Regions from separate parts of the Homo sapiens genome. Here region 1 is linked to region 2. Evidence: chromatin contacts called from ENCODE Hi-C data. All regions are on one chromosome and are shown on one strand. The core of a region is the stretch at or near the end of the contact, and the rest is flanking DNA. Distances in the headings are between cores, read along the strand shown.

Evidence for each region. A loop is a pair of places that touch in the nucleus more often than their neighbours do. Pooled maps may share reads with other maps.
Region 1: a pooled map shows a loop between it and region 2 (10-fold over the local background). The contact joins two enhancer-like sites. A Hi-C loop is called at or near these places in 4 of 37 single-sample maps with no recorded cell type and 4 of 50 pooled maps.

Annotation. Positions count from the first base shown.
Region 1 is chr7:107,635,407-107,641,430 of GRCh38, reverse strand. No RefSeq gene overlaps it. Among named protein-coding and RNA genes, the nearest start is that of SLC26A4, 22 kb to the left of the region's middle. RefSeq lists an enhancer at 2,714-2,863. Within about 2 kb of position 2,675, at least 3 of the 41 ENCODE cell types and tissues checked have a DNase peak (open chromatin) inside an H3K27ac peak, as active enhancers do.
Region 2 is chr7:108,134,378-108,139,626 of GRCh38, reverse strand. No RefSeq gene overlaps it. Among named protein-coding and RNA genes, the nearest start is that of LAMB4, 6.6 kb to the right of the region's middle. Within about 2 kb of position 3,831, at least 4 of the 41 ENCODE cell types and tissues checked have a DNase peak (open chromatin) inside an H3K27ac peak, as active enhancers do.

The sequences.
Region 1 (6,024 bases), core at 1,426-3,925, 500 kb after region 2:
CTAATTCTAAAAATATTTTACCCTTTTGGGAAAAACAAATATGGGTGTTATATAGTTCTAAGAAATTTCTTCCTATCAAATGGATAGTGGCTTAGAGAACGAAGAGAAAAATACAAGTCTCTTGTAAAGGACCTACTTGAAAAGCTATAGGCTAAGATTTATGTGCCAATACAGGAATATCAGTGACACCCACCATTTAAATGGTTTACTTTAAGGAATGGGACCTTGTAATAAGGTGGGATTTACTACAGATAATGCAGCTCAGTGTCAATAAGAGCTTATGTTTGTTCTCCATTTCAGATACTTTCTATTTCTCCCAAAATATAAATATGGAGGAAAGGCAAGGTCTCTTTAAGTTCCTTGGAGCACCCCCCCTTTTCTTTTTTTCCTTTGCCTGTTGTTGTTGCCTCCATTTTAGTTTTCAGCAATCTTTCCTAAAGTGACCAGGGTGTTTTTGCAATAATGACAAAGCAGAGGGTTAAATTCATTCTGAGGTTTTTGGGGTATGTTTTGGAGGTTCAGACTGGGTAGATAATTGTTTTAGTTATAAATTCATAATCTTATTAGCCTTATTCTTTTCTTTGGCTTCTTTTTCTCTTCTTTAGTTAAGGCATGACATAATTGATCAGCAAAATTAACCAAATCATGAATGTGAGCAATTGTCCAACTATGGTGTTGTCCTTTTACTGTTAGTCCTAATTCTTCATCTAAGTAACCCACTTATGAAATTGAAATTGAGGAGAGTATCATTTTGATGATTAGCCTAACTCTCTTTGGATAATCCTGAATATGGTTTAAATATTTTTTCGAATCTCTCAAAATATGTCATTTCTGACTCATCTGAATTTTGTTGACATTGTTGTATTTTATTCCAGTCGACCATTCTTTGGAAGGTCAAATGAAGGGGTGGCTTGAGCAAAGCCTTTGAAACCTCATGGTCACATTTGTGGTCTTCTGAAAATGTATGAAAGTCCTTCAAGTGGTTCCTCCAATTTGCCTTAGCTCTTCCAATCTTTAGCTTTACTTTCTGATACTAACATGTGAACTACTTAATACAAATTGGAAAAATCAGGGTTGTAAACTTGAATATTTAGTTCAAATTTCCTGACAAAACCAATAGGGTCTTGGTGGGGATGAGGAAATTCCTTAATTATGCCTTTAATGTCTACCTTTGATCATAGTTGATAAGTTAAGGCAGGTTCTCCTCTACCAGATACCAGCCATTCACAAAATGTAGCTAAAACAACAGGAGTGGGAAGAAGGGGAAGGGGAGGAAAAGAAGGAAAGGCTGGGCAGTGTCGTTCAGATGAGGAAGAGATGGGGAATAAAGAGTTGGGGAAGCAGAAGGAGGAGTAAAAGATTTGGCAGTTTTTTTTTTTTTTAATTTAGAAATGGTTTTAGAGGGCTTTTAATTTTCTTCCTGTAGAGGAAGAACTTTGTCAGAGCGCTTTTCAGATGCTTCTAAGTACTGTTAGAAGTAACTCTCCCAATTATTTTCTTTAATTTTAGAAATAGCTTTTTCTAATTGTGCACATAAATAAGCTAATTTAGGTATTTCAAAGATAGCCCACTTTGGTCATTGTTGTTTGGGGTCTTCATGGGTTAAGAAAGACAACTTTTCTAGATATTGACTGGAGGTTGCACCACAATATTATACAGGAATCCAGCTGGAATTTCTAAAGGTGGATCTCTCCTTAAAAAGGAAGACTCAGTTTTAGATGGATGATTGCCCATAATTTGGATTCTCTTTTTAAGTGATCAAAGATGAAATGGGAAAGATGTTTTTGATCTGGTATGTTGCTTAATGGGGATTATTCCTTGAGGTGACACCAGTGAATCACTTCTCTCTTCTTCCCTGTCTTGGTGAAAGCCAGGAATCCTGGGCACTTAAGGCACTAGAAGATCAGCCCTTCATATGTGCCCACCAGGTTAAGCAAGATTTCCTGTGTGTTCTTCTTTGAGAACTCCCTACAGTACTATTGCATGTTAAGAGTAATGAGTTCAGACACTCCCGCAAGACCTTATTAGCCTAAGATGCCTTTTGGCCAGGAGAAACAGTGTCCCTTATCTTTGGTACTTATCTTCATCCTCATAGAAAGCTTTTCTCTCTTTCTTTCTTTTTCTTTCTTTCTCTTTCTTTCTTTCTTTCTTTCCTTCTTTCTTTCTTTCTCTCTTTCTTTCTTTTCTTTTCTTTTTTTTCCTTCCTTCCTTCTTTCTTTCTTTCTTTCTTTTTTTTTTTTTTTTTTTTGGCGGAGTCTCACTTTGTCACCCAGGCTGGAGTGCAATGGTATGATCTTGGCTCACTGCAACCTCTGTTTCCCAAATTCAAGTGATTCTCCTGCCTCAGCCTCTTGAGTAGCTGGGATTACAGGCACATGTCACCACACCCGGCTAATATTTTGTATTTTTTGGTAAAGACAGAGTTTCATCATGTTGACCAGGCTGTTCTTGAATGCCTGGCCTCAAGTGATCTGCCTGCCTAGGGCTCCAAAAGAGCTGGGTTTACAGGCATGAGCCACCGCACCTGGCCATCCTCATAGAAAGTTTTTCTTTTTGGTCACTCAGAAACAAACAAAACAACTTTAGATATGTCAAATGAACCAAGCTTCAGAGTTTAGCCAGGTTTTTTTCTTTTATGCAAATTTTGCTTAAGCCACATTCACTTCCTCTTTTCAGAGAGAGAAACTTTCTTTCCCTGACCAAAATTCAAATGAGAGAAAAAGCTGTACAAATGTTAATGAGCAGTTACAAATAACACTTAACCTTAGAGAAAAGTGAAAACCACAAATCTGTGAACAGAAGAATATCTAGAGAACAGACAAAAACTCTTACCTTAAAGTAGAGCTTCAATTCCAGCTCCATCAAGTGTGGAATTGGGTCACTTGAGTAAAGTCTGATTCTCAACCCAAATCAGGGAGATTCAAAACCTGAGAGGGTCTTCACCGGAGACCCTCTGCTGGCTCCAGTGAAGCCAAGTGAATGAAAACTGTTCATGCTGGTACCAGGATCCTAACTGTGGGCAATGCAGTGGGGAATCAACAGAGGCTTGCTTTAGGTCCTTTCATGGTTGCCAAAATGTCAACTTGAAATAAGCGTCAGAATCTAGTTTGACTTGAAGAGAGTTTATTTTGAATTTTGAAGAGAGTTTATTCAAGTACAAAGTTTGAAGATGGCCTGGGAGACAGATTCCAAAGAATGGAAGTCAGCACTTTGAAGTGTAGAAGTTTGAGGTCACTTAACATAGATAAGGTTTAGAAAGCTTAACAGAATTTCAATATTTTTCTGTATATGGCTGAATGTATAGTTACAGTAATCCAATTAGACAAGGTAATATTTTTCTTTTCAGGAAAGGTCTATTTAACATTCCACACTGAAGATATAAAATTTGGGAGGTAATTAGTGCTACCTTAACTGAGTTAGGTACTGATAGGGTTTGGTTCTGTGTCCCCACCCAAATCTCATAGTGAATTATAATCCCCATAATCCCCATGTATCAAGGGAGGAAACTAGTGGGAAGTGATTGGATCATGGGGGCAGTTTCCCCAATGATGTTCTTGTGATAGTGAGTGAGTTCTCATGAGATCTGATGGTTTTATAAGGGGCTCTTTCCCTTTCATACACTCTCTCTCTCTCTCTCTCTCTCGTCTGCCACCATGTAAGATGTGCCTGCTTCTCTTCTACCATGATTATAAGTTTCCTGAGGCCTCCCCAGCCATGTGGAACTGTGAGTCAATTAAACCTCTTTTCTTTATAAATTACCCAGTCTTGGGCAATTCTTTATAATGGGTGAAAACAGACTAATACAGGTACAAAAAAGGAGGCAGTTAATCTATCACAAAGATCAGTGATTAGAAGGAGGTCTGGTCTCTTGTCTCTCCTCATAATTTACAGAAGAAGAACACTGAAGAAGAGAGTTAATCTATAATCTAAGGAGCAGAAATTACAACTCCATGCTCCATGGCTGAGATCACAGTCACATCTCTCAAGACTTAATGTGTTCTCTGGGGTTCCAAGAGCTTTTAAATTTTATTTATTTTCACATTCTCTATGCCTCATTTTTCTTATCTGAAAATTGGGGGTAATATTACTACTTGCTTCATGGGCTTGCTGCAATATTTAAATGACAAACAGTTCATAATGCAATTAGACCCTAGCACATGGTGAGTGCTCAAGGAACCTTGGCTGCTCTTATCACAAGGATCAGTGTATAGCAGGCATCTAAAAATATGCAAAATAAATTTGAAAAAAGTTTATGGCATAGAAGTAGATAAAGCAATCAGAACCTAGCACATGGTGAGTGCTTATTAAAAAGTACAAGTCCTTTTATTTATTTTTACATATTTATATTTTTGAGATGGGGTCTTGCTATGTTGCCCAGGCTAATCTCCTGGGTTCAAGTGATCCTTCTACTTCAGCCTCTTGTGTAGCTGGGATTACAGGCATATGCAACCATGCTCAGCAGTATGAGTTCTGTTTTTTTTTTTTTTTTTTTTGAGACGGAGTGTCGCTCAGTCACCCAGGCTGGGGTGCACTGGCTGGATCTCAGCTCACTGCAAACTCTGCCTCCCGGGTTTACGCCATTCTCCTGCCTCAGCCTCCCAAGTAGCTGGGACTACAGGCGTCTACCACCACACCTGGCTAATTTTTTTGTATTTTTAGTAGAGACAGGGTTTCACCGTGTTAACCAGGATAGTCTCGATCTCCCGACCTTGTGATCCGCCGCCTCGGCCTCCCAAAGTGCTGGGATTACAGAAGTGAGCTACCTTGCCTGGCCTATGAGTTCTTTTAATAAACAGATTGACTGAGGTAAACTTGGTCACTGTTTTCCACCCAATGACTGTCTTCTTTTCTATTTAGTTTGCCAATCTATCTTACACCTGGATTGTAAGTGATTTGCTGCACCAGTTCAAACTGTGTTTAAGTCATAAAAAGGAAAAGTTTGGAAAACCAAAGTCAGAAATAATTAGCAAGTGAAATTATAATCAAACAGGAAAGGTGTTTAACAAGCGTGAATGAGAGATTCCCAGTGGCATACATCTTATTTAAAATCTTAATTAGAGTTCTGGAAAAGGCAAAGTCATATGCTAAAGTAATGTTAATGTAATTACATTAGAAATGGATGGAAATGTGAATACAGGCTGATGACCTATATAAAGAAGCCTGTAGGCCAGGGCAGTGTATCCTGCCTGTAATCTCAGCACTTTGGGAGGCGGAGGCAGGAGGACCACTTGAGGTCAGGAGTTCGAGACCAGCCTGGCCAACATGGTAAAACCCCATCTCTACTAAAATTACAAAAATTAGCCAGGCATGGAGCTGTGTGCCTGTAATCCCAGCTACTCAGGAGGCTGAGGCAAGAGAAGCACTTGAACCATGGAGCCAGAGGTTGCAATGAGCCAAGATTGCACCACTGCACTCCAGCCTGGGTGACGGAGCAAGACTCCATCTCAAAAAAATAAAGAAAGAAAGAAGCCTGTGCACACTGATTGCAATGGGGCAAAAATAAATAAATAAATAAATAAAAACCAGCCCTGGCAACACAGTGAGACATTGTCTCTACTGCTTAAAGAAAAAGGTAAAAAAAAAAAAAAAAAAGAATGAAGGTGTGTGGTAAACCACTATTACTTTTTATTTGCTAGACATTTTTTGGGGTGAGGGGTTGTTCTTTTGAGTTTTGTCTTGTTTTTTTGTTTGTTTTTTCATCTTGCATTACTTGCTTTCTTTTCTGAGACCAGTAATATCTATCACTATTCAACCCCAATTCTCCAGCTTATCCCTACGTCTTTCAGTATGTTGATTCACATCAGGTATCTGATAAACTTCATGTTCTAGAAAAAAACCCCACCCAAAGTTGTCTGAGCTGTTTCACAGCTAACAGTCTCCCTTTACCAACATCCTGTAGACCTCTGCCTCTCTCTGTGTAGATCTCCTTTCTCAAATATTTTCCCATCCTTTTGGTGGAGTACATCCTCTATCCACTAGCTTCCCAAGAAAAGGGTATGTGGGAGGTAAAGCTTTTGAGAACTT
Region 2 (5,249 bases), core at 2,582-5,081:
TCTCACTGGGCAGATGCACTGGGGACCTGTGAGAAGACTCCACTCATCTCCACTGCTGTGGGGAAAGGCCATAGCACTGGCTGATGCCACCACAGTCCAAAAAGGCAGAAGTAGGGAAAGAAGCATTCTTCTCAATCTTAATGCAATTAAAATGCCCAAGATAAAATCTGAAATGAAAGAAAATTTCAAGTGTAAACATGACCTTGAAATCTGTATGGACTGGATATTTGTGTCACCCTCCACCCCAAATTCATATGTTGAAGCCCCAACTCCCAGTGTCACTGTGTTTACAGACGGGGTCTTTCTGGAGGTAACTAAGGCTAAATGAAATTATAACAGTGAGGTCCTGATCTGATAGGAGTAGTGTCTTTATAGTAAGAGACAACACAGAGCTTGTTCTCTCTTTCTTTCTCTCTCTCTCTCTCTGCCATGTGAGGACAGAGAGAAGGTGGTCATCTGCAAACCAGAAAGGGAATCCTTGCCAGGAATTGAGTTGGCTGGCAGCTTGCTCTGGAATATGTAGCCTCCAGAACTGTAAGAAAATAAACTTCTGTTGTTTCAGCCACCCAGTCTGTGGTATTGTTATGACAGTCCAAGCAGCCTAAGACATAATCCTTTGCAAATTATTTTACATTCTTTCACATCCTGTCCCCCAAATACAAACAATCCTTGTGTTTTCCTACTTTATATGTGTTTCCAGCATTTAATGCTCTTCATTTAGCAAGGAATTTCTGGATTAAAATGAGGAGGAAGAAGAAGATAACCCAACTTCACTGCCCATTAAATTCCAAGTATTATACAAGGCAATGTGTACATCATTCCCATCTAATGTTCTCACCAATCCTGTGAGGTGGCGTTGCTTTTATTTCCAAAGATTACACAGCTGTAGAAGAGACCTAGTCTATGAACTCAAGTGTGTCTGACTCCAGAATACAAGCTCTTTCTTTAAATTATTTCTCCTTAAATCTAAACTAAGTGAAAGTCGGATATCCAAAATGAGAAGAGAGTAGGCCTATAAGTCTGTCCAGTTGTAAAAGACTAATATTTAAAAATGAAAAACAAGCCTATTGTTTTTAAAGGCCAGGAGCCCCCTAGTCCAAAAGCTATGAAAAGGAAAGACATGGCTGTTCCTGGCTATGCAGGTTTGGAGCTGACTACCTAGGCTTGGACCCACTTTTGTAGAAGAGCAGAGACCCATATCTTTCTCTTTGGATTTTTGCATATAGAGCATGGCACGAGGGCAGCCAGCTTTCAAGAATCATCTAAGCTCTGATGGTCGTGAAGCTGCCAGATGCTTCAGAAGGCAGAGCCAAGACTTCCTTGACTTTCTCTCTTCTTATAGGTTGTTTCATAAAGTCCCCTAAACCTTGTTGGGACTGGTTAGAGGTTGTCAGGGTTGTGTCATGATAATTATTTTCCATAGAGATGGGAAGGACACAGTAAGAATATGAAAGTCATGCCTAACCGCTTAACCAGTTGTATTCAGGAGAGCTTGCTCATGGGTAGACAATGACTAGGGATCTTGGCTCTCTACTCTGTTTAGCCAAGCTCAGTCTTACTTCCATAGCACGTGGACAAAGGAGGAAGAGAGGGCAAATCTAGAGGTCTAGATTTACCCCTCTGCATCTAGTTACTCCAAAAAAAAGCAAATCCTTCCATCAAGCAATTTTTTACATCTTTGGGCCCATAGCTAATGTCACAGATTTCAAGAGAGATGGAAGAATGAAAACAATGATCTCTGCACTTCAGGCACCTTCCCTTCAGGGCATGTGGCGGACCAGGTGACTTCATACCCAACAATTAGAGATCTAGGACCAAGCCCTGTGGTGGTCTATAGACTATAATTACAAAGACAGATGCCACTGTGGGCTGAAATAGAGGAATCCTAGAAGAGGACCCTGGAAAATGAATGAAATTTGGAAAGGAAATAGATGGAAAGAGGGTAGAGCAGAAAGAATAATGCCCCCCACCAAGATGTGCATAGCCTAATTAATCCCTGGAACCTGTGAATATATGACATGGCAATAGTGACTTCAAAAATGTGATTAAGAATATAGAGACGGATATCCTGGATGATCCTAGTGGGCACAATAAAGTCACAGTGGTCCCTGTAAAAGGAAGGCAGGAGAATCCACCTTAGTAACAAGAGACATGACAATGGAAGCAAGAGGTTTGTGTGACACAAAGAAGGAGCCACAGAAGCTTCTGGAAGCTGAAAAAGGCAAGAGAATGGATTCTCCCCTCAGAGCCTCCAGAAGGAACCAGACCTGCCAACCCTTGGCTTTAGCTTAGTGAGACTGATTCCAAACTTCTGACTTCTTAACTGTAAGATAATAAATTTGTGTTGTTTTCAGTCACCAAGTTTGCGGTAGTTTTGTTACAGCAGCAAGAGGGAACTAATACAAGGGGAAACATTTAGTTTGGAAAAGCAAAAGTTCAACAAACTCAAATGGCAATGGCTTCTAAGTGATAACAGACCCACAATCCCAGTACTGGGGTTAGGAAGAAGAAAGATGGGTGCAAGGACTTCTGTAACAAAGTACCATGAACCGAGTAGTTTAAACAATAGAACTTTCCCAGGCACGGTGGCTCACGCCTGTAATCCCAGCACTTTGGGAGGCTGAGGCAGGTGGATCACCTGAGGTCAGGAGTTCAAGACCAGCCCGGCCAATGTGGCAAAACCGTCTCTACTAAAAATACAAAAAAATTAGCCGGGCCTGGTGGCGCACGCTGGTAGTCCCAGCTACTCGAGAGGCTGAGGCAGGAGAATTTCTTGAACTCAGGTGGCGGAGGTTACAGTGAGTCGAGATCATGGCACTGCACTCCAGCCTGGGCAACAGAGCAAGACTGTCTCAATAAAAAAAAAAAAAAAAAATAGAATTTTATCTTCTCACAGTTTTGGAGGCTAGAAGTCCAAGATCAAGGTGCCAGCAGGGCCATGCTTCCTCTGAAGGTGCTGGAAAAAGAGCTGTTCCAGGCCTCTCTCCTAGCTTCTGGTTCCTGGGCTTGTGGCAGCAGAACTCTAGTCTTCACGTGGTGTTTTTCTTATATACACGTCTCTGTATTTCCAAATTTCCCTTTTTGTATGTGAAAGGGGATACGAGTCATATTGGATTAGGGGCCCACCCCACTCCAGTATGACCTCATCTTAACTTTAATTACATCTACAATGACCCCCTTCTTAGATAAGTTCACACTCTGAGGTACTAGGAATTAGGACTTCCACATATGAATTTAGAGGGAGGGGTACAGTACACAATTCAACCCATAACATGTGGGAAATGGAAATATGATCTTATCAATGCCAATACCTCCTGTAGCTTCTATAATATGCCAGATGTGGGAGGGTTGCAAAGGAAACAGAAGGTCACTGCCTTTGAGGAACTGACATTTGTGCTTAGGCCTATGGTAGGCGGAGGAGATATAAGACTCCACATGATTTCAAGTCTGGGACCTGAATTCCTAGATCATCCAAGTGATGACAAATCCTGTAGCAGGACAAGGCAGAGAAGCACACCTGAAGACTGAGGAAGAGAATCAACAGATTCAGAAAAGAACTGATGCCAATTTGGGGAGCAGTTGTAATCGTACAATGCTTAGTTCTGAAAGAGTGCTTAGAGTTTTCTGAAAATCTTGTTCCTAACCATATTTTCATTCTCTAAGCTATTTTAATCACCTAAATCCCATATTGATTACTGAATGTGACGTGACCCCTTGGCTTTCCTCACCAATGATACCTTCCGGAAGTGAAAATTTGGAGCAGCACAAAGAGCTGCCTGAGAAAGCAGAACTGGCCTCCGGAGACGTGCTTGGGTAAGACACACTGAGTGATACAGGAAGCCACAAGACCAAGGTGAAAGTTTCTTGACATGACAAGAAGGGCAAAGCAGAAAAACCAAAGAATTAATGGAGATGGAAAGACAAGCAGAAGGGACTCTGAAACCCACAGATAAGTAGGCAGGTGAAAAACAATGAGAAAGCTACTCCCAGAAGCTGTTCCGATCTCTGCCCAGGTTGGACACTGGTTAGAACTGGGCAGTCTCCTTAAGATGTTTTAAACATGTGCTCTCATCCAGGCACATTCCACCTTCTCAGAGCACAGCCACTCTTGCCAAGCCCCAGCAAGCTTGTCTTCACTGCCTCTACCCGAACACTTCCTTGCTGTATCATTTCATTTCTGGGGATTAAGATAAAAACTGATTTCTGTCATCTTATCTTAAAAATAAGGTTGATAGCTAGCCAGTTGTTAAATACTTGTTCGGAATACCATGCTATGCAAATGCCCTTGTTACCCAGTACAGGATAAGAAGCATTTATTCAACAAATTTTGAGTGCAAATTACGTGCCAGTCACTATCTTAGGCATTGGGGATGGAAGGGTAAATAAGACAAAACCCATGTCCTTGAAGGCTTTACAGACTAGATGTGGAGGTATAAGGAGAGAGTCAGCCACACAGCAGGGATGGCAACTGCTAAAGTAGACACACACACGGGGGATTACATGCATCAGGAAATGGAAACACAGCCCAGAATGGAGGAGTAGAGAAAATGACCTGGAGGTGATACTGAGACTCTAGCAGCATGAAGTAGATCATTGCTTAACAAATTTTTCTGTAAAGTGTCAGCTAGTAGGAGTTTTTGGCTTTGCAGGTGGTATGGTCTCTCACAACTACTCAACTCTGCCATTGTAGCATAAACAAGGCAGCTGTAGACAATATGTAGATAATCAATTGGACAGTTCTAATTAAACTATTTGTGAGTGCAAAAATTTGTATTTCATATCATTGCTATATGTCACAAAATACTATTTTTTAAAATTTTTCTTAATATCTAAAAATGTAAAAGCCGTTCTTAGTTTGCAGGCCCCATAAAAGCAGGCAGTGGCCAGCATGGACCTGTGGGTTGTAGAGTGCTGATCCTTGATCTAGATAAAGTAGGCAAAACATTCCATGCAGGAGAAACCACATACACCACACAGGCACACTTAGGAATGCCAAGCAGATGTTAAGGGTTAATATTTTTAAAGGCAAAATCATGACTCTTATACAAATATAAAGCAAATATATACCAAAGATTCTATTCAATTTGTTCATTAATGAGAGAAACAAGAGAATGTTATGACCAGTTCAAAGGAGAAGTTTTTAAAAAACACACATGTATAGGCCATCAGAAATGCTGAAATCAATTGGCTGGTATCTGTATCTATCAATATCTATATGGCAATAATGAACTGCATCTCTACAGGACACG